Regions from separate parts of the Homo sapiens genome. Here region 1 is linked to region 2. Evidence: chromatin loops called from intact Hi-C (ENCODE). Cell type or tissue: A673. All regions are shown on one strand. Region 1 overlaps SORD (sorbitol dehydrogenase). Region 2 has its middle 45 kb from the start of TERB2.

Evidence for each region. Hi-C counts contacts between places; a loop is a spot of excess contacts. Peaks named below come from ENCODE experiments on the same cell type or tissue, not always from the same donor. Only the 100,000 strongest peaks of a DNase experiment are listed, where the experiment ranks them.
Region 1: it touches region 2 in a loop (14-fold over the local background); 1 of 110 quality-filtered maps calls a loop at or near these places.

Annotation. Positions count from the first base shown.
Region 1 is chr15:45,036,221-45,038,720 of GRCh38, forward strand. The region is part of intron 1 of SORD (sorbitol dehydrogenase); the gene reads left to right. Among named protein-coding and RNA genes, the nearest start is that of SORD, 14 kb to the left of the region's middle. In A673, a CTCF peak has its summit at 1,045 (motif pointing left); DNase peaks (open chromatin) are centred at 1,031 and 2,051; H3K27ac peaks cover 2,500 bases.
Region 2 is chr15:44,910,071-44,912,570 of GRCh38, forward strand. No RefSeq gene overlaps it. Among named protein-coding and RNA genes, the nearest start is that of TERB2, 45 kb to the right of the region's middle. In A673, no CTCF peak of the experiment used is centred here; DNase peaks (open chromatin) are centred at 851, 1,271 and 2,321; H3K4me3 peaks cover 454 bases; H3K27ac peaks cover 2,500 bases.

The sequences.
Region 1 (2,500 bases), 130 kb after region 2:
CATTGTTGAAGTCAGTGAGACCAAGAACCCACCAATTCCGGACACAAAGAGAGGAGTATATATGTGATTAAGATATGTATTTCTGACTTGAAGTGAAATATTCTGGAAAACTCACACAACTATGGTAAAGAAGAATTACTCAATTCCTTTTAGTCCTCTTGTAGTCACTCATTAAAAGATAAGAAATTCGGCCAGGCACAGTGGCTCACGCCTGTAATCCCAGCACTTTGGGAGGCAGAGGCAGGCAGATCAATTGAGGCCAGGAGTTCGAGATCAGCCTGGCCAACATGGTGAAACTCCGTCTCTACCAAAAATAAAAAAAAATTAGCCACGCAGCGTGGCATGCACCTGTAATCCCAGCTACTTGGGAGGCTGAGGTGGGAGGATGGGAGGATCACTTGAGTTCAGGAGGTTGAGGCTGCAGTGAGCCGAGATCGTGCCACTGCACTGTAGCCTGAGTGCAGTGACATCTGACATCAGGGACTGCTGATGAGTTACAAAAAATAAATAAATGAAAGAAATTCGTTTAGGAAACCTTTAATATGATTGAGATGACAAAACCTTTGGGAATGAGAAAAAAAAGAGCTGTGGAGATAAAAGTGAAAGTTCAGGATCTCAGAGAAACTAAGAAACTTTGGTAGATGAGAAATAGGATAAATGGAAGAGTATCTGAGACAGAAAAAGATTAAGCAAACAGAGGATTGTGGCCAACATCATGGCAAGGAAACATGAAAAGCAAGGTTTTGAGCAACCATGCTGTAATAACTTTCTAAAACATTGTAGTCTCCACAGTGTGCTTAGGGCAATATTTACAAACCTACAGGCTGATGTTAAAATGGTTTTGTGCTCAGGTAGCATGTCTCCTACAGAGACAGGAGGCAGGAGACAAGCCTGAGTTGCAAGGGTAATTAGAATCAGCCAGAAAAAGAATGGAAAAAGAAAGTTGGTGTGCAGGGAGAGGAATTTATTTGAACTTCTCCATCAAGCGTGTTCTGCTACAGGCACAGCACAGGCTGTGGGCACAGCACCCTCTCGTGTCTGGGAGAGTCACTGCAGCTTTGCTGTGTGGTACGAGCACAGCTGTTCAGCTCTGTTAACTTGAATAAATATTTACAGTAGTGTTCTCTCTAGTGACCCAGGGCCTATTTGGTGTGCCTGACTGTTGTTCTAAGCTTTAGTCTTACCACCTCTCCACCTCGAAATGGGGCGTTCAGGTCTGGCCAGGCTGGAGGCAAGGCTATGAATTGTATGCTGTGGAACTGTCTTTCAGTGTCTGTGAATTTGCCTACTAGTGCCTTTAGCAGGGAGGGTGGGGTGCTCTCCCATGTTTGAAATAAAGACCTTAGTCTTTAGTTTCAATTTAACCTGCAGTTTAACATTTCACGCAGTATAATGCAGCCATAAAAAAGAATGAGATCATGTCTTTTTCAGGGACATGGATGAAGCTGGAAGCCATCCTTCTCAGCAAACTAACACAGGAACAGAAAACCAAATACCACATGTTCTCACTCATAAGTGGGAGTTGAACAATGAGAATACATGGACACAGGGAGGGGACCATCACACACCAGGGCCTGTCAGGGGGTGGGGGACAAGGGGAGGGAGGGCATTAGGACAAATACCTAATGCATGTGGGGCTTCAAACCTAGGTGACAGGTTGATAGGTGCAGCAAACCAGCATGGCACATGTATACTTATGTAACAAACCTCAGGTTCTGCACATGTATCCCAGAACTTAAAGTAAAAAAAAAAAAAAATCCACGTGGTATAACAGAAGGATCACTTTACACAGCGGTCCCTGATGTCTGATGTGGGACCAGCAACAACTTTGAGGAAGGTTTTGGTGACAATCAGCTATCTTGAGGTGGCTATTTCTAGACTGATTACTTCCTTCCCTCGCATCCTCCCTTCCTTCCTTCCTTCCTTCCTTCCTTCCTTCCTTCCTTCCTTCCTTCCTTCCTTCCTTCCTTCCTTCTGATGTAGCCAGTCTAAATTATTAAAAGATAAAAAGACTCCCTTAAGCCCTTTTGCCCCCATCGGGCTGCTTTGGATGCAGCTCCACCATTTACTGCCTTAGTGTTACCATGGGTGGGTTCCTCAGTCTCATCACATGAAAAAGAGACAATAGTAGGATGTACCATGTAGGGTTTTTCCGAGTATTAAATGAGGTAATGCCTATAAAGCACACAGTACCTGCCACAAAGAAGCCATTGAGCAATGTCAGCTAGGCAGCAATAACATTAAAGCTTTGAGCTTTGTTTCACAGGAGAAGAGGTTCAAATTAGCACTGAACCTCTTCAACAGAAAGGGCTCGTAACTTGACATAAGTGAAAACCTCTGACCTTCCTTGGAAACACTAGTTTGGATAGTGGTTATTTAACAAGTACAAACACTTGAGTTTAGGGACAAGCAGTGTACCTGATGCTAAAGCGATGGAAGGCATGGTCTTTGGCTTCAAGGTATTTATTATCTTGTTAGGAAAAGTAAAAAGCCACTGATC
Region 2 (2,500 bases):
GGAAATGTTCTAAAATGTTCTTTTGGGAATGATGAGAATGTTCTAAAATCAGACTGTGGCGATGATTGTACAACTCTGTAAATGCTCTAAAAACCATTGAATTGTACACTTTATATGAGTGAATTGTAAGGTCTATGAATTATATCTTAATAAAGCAGTTAAAGGAAAAATGGCTATTCCATTAAACTGGAATAGCAATATGATTTAAGATGCCATTCTATCTATTCATTATTAAACATTGAGGTTAATTTCAGTTTTTCACTCTGCTAAATAATAGTGTAACCAAGCACGCCATTACAAAGAACTTTTTACTAAAGCTGCTATAAATCTAATAAATATGTGATGTCACTAAAGTCACCTACCTCACTTTAAGGTTACAAATCTGTCAATACTTTACAGATGTAAATAAATGGTATCTTCCACACAATTCTCACCCATAGACCAAGGTCAACAGCTTGCCCTTAAACCTCAATTATAATTGGTTTGGCAATAATAGACAAAAATATAGTGACTTAAACAAAACAGAAGTTTGTTTGTCTGTCACATAAGTCTAGAGGTAGGCAGCCCAAGGCTGGGATGGCAGATTTCTACACAATATCCTCAGGATCTCAGGCTCTTTTCAGTCCACTGCTTTGCCAACCCTAGGGTATGGTTCTTGCTCTTATGGACTGAAATGGTAACTACCACATCCTCTAAGTAACAGGCTGAAAGAACACAGAAAGAATGGGAGTGGAAGGAAAGGGAGACAAAGAGTATGTGCCAAGGCCTTTAAGAAAAGTTCCCGGATTCCATTTCTTCTGTATATCCATTGGCTAAACCACTGTGACAGCCATACTTAATTTCAAGTGGAACTGAGAATATATTCTTTATTCTTGGTAGCATGTGCTTAGATAGAAATTAGGGGTTCTGGGGCCAGGTGTGGTAGCTCATGCCCATAATCCCAGCACTTTAGGAGGCTGAGACAGGAGGATTGCCTGAGCCCAGGTGTTTGAGACCAGCCTATAGGCAATATAGTGAGACCCTGTTTCTAGAAAAATATTTAAAAATTAGCCAGGTGTAGTGGTATATGCCTATAGTCCTAGCTACTTGAGAGGCTGAGGTGGGAGGACTGCTTGAATCCAGGAGTTCAAGGTGATTGCACCACTGCACTCCAGCCTGGTGAAACAAGAAAGAAAAGAAAAGGAAAAGAAGAGAGAGGAAGGAAGGAAGGAAGGAAGGAAGGAAGGAAGGAAGGAAGGAAGGAAGGAAGGAAGGAAATTAGGGGTTCTATATCATTATGGAAAAAAGAGAAACAGACATTCAGAAATTAACTGGCAGACTTGGCCAATGACTCATAATGTATCTAATTACAGAAAACACTACCAAAAGCTAGAAAAAAAATCTAGTCACAAAGGATGAAATAACTAAGATGAACTACACACTAAATTAAACAGTTTAGGAAATGACTATGCTTAATACTTGAAAGCATCAGAGAAGACATGCTTTCAAAAGGATGGAGAAATAAAAGTTCTAAAGTGAGGAGAACATTTTTTTCTTTTTTTTTTCTTTTTTTGAGACGGAGTTTCCCTCTGTCTCCAGGCTGGAGTTCAGTGGCACGATCTCGGCTCACTGCAACCTCTGCCTCCCAGGTTCAAAGGATTCTCTGGCCTCAGCCTCCCGAGTAGCTGGGATTATAGGCATTTGCCGCCACGACCAGCTAATTTTTGTATTTTTAGTAGAGACTGGGTTTCACCTTGTTGGCCAGGATGGTCTCAATCTCCTGACTTCGTGATCCACTCACCTTAGCCTCCCAAAGTGCTGGGATTACAGGTATGAGCCACTATGCCTGGCCAGAGAACACTTTTAATAAGGATAGTCAGAGGCATTATCCATCAGCTACATTAAAGCAAGTTTTAAAAAACGGTTACATGAGCAATAATTAAGATCATATTGCTTTTCACTTCCCATTAAAACAATAAACTTAAAATAGTTCAACTTTGCTTATTTTATTTTTTCATATGCTTCTAATTCCTGGAAGGCTTATGTTATCACTGATTTTATTGTGTCTGACAATATTTCAAAGATATAGGTTACATTTTGCTTTACTATATACATTGAAAGATACAATCACTTTGGGAAACAAACCAAAAAAAGTGTTTCATTATAATTTTAAATTTACACATGCATAATATATCAGAAAAATACTGGATACTCTCTTTCAAGAAATTCCAACATACACAACTTGGTGTACATTTACTTAATCCTCTTAGTCATTAATTTAAGATCTACAGACAGGCTTGGTTTCTATACAAGAAACAGTCAATGGTATGTAACTACAATAAAGTATTCAGGAGAAATGCGTTTCAGGGAAAGATAATTAAGATTTAAGGTTTTTGTCTTTTCTGTTTTTTTGTGTAATTTACAAGATCTGAAGGGCTTAACCACAGATGTGAATATAAATAAGGAAAAGTTATCATATGGAAAAAATATAAATTCTCAAATGCTGATGCCAAAAGTAGTG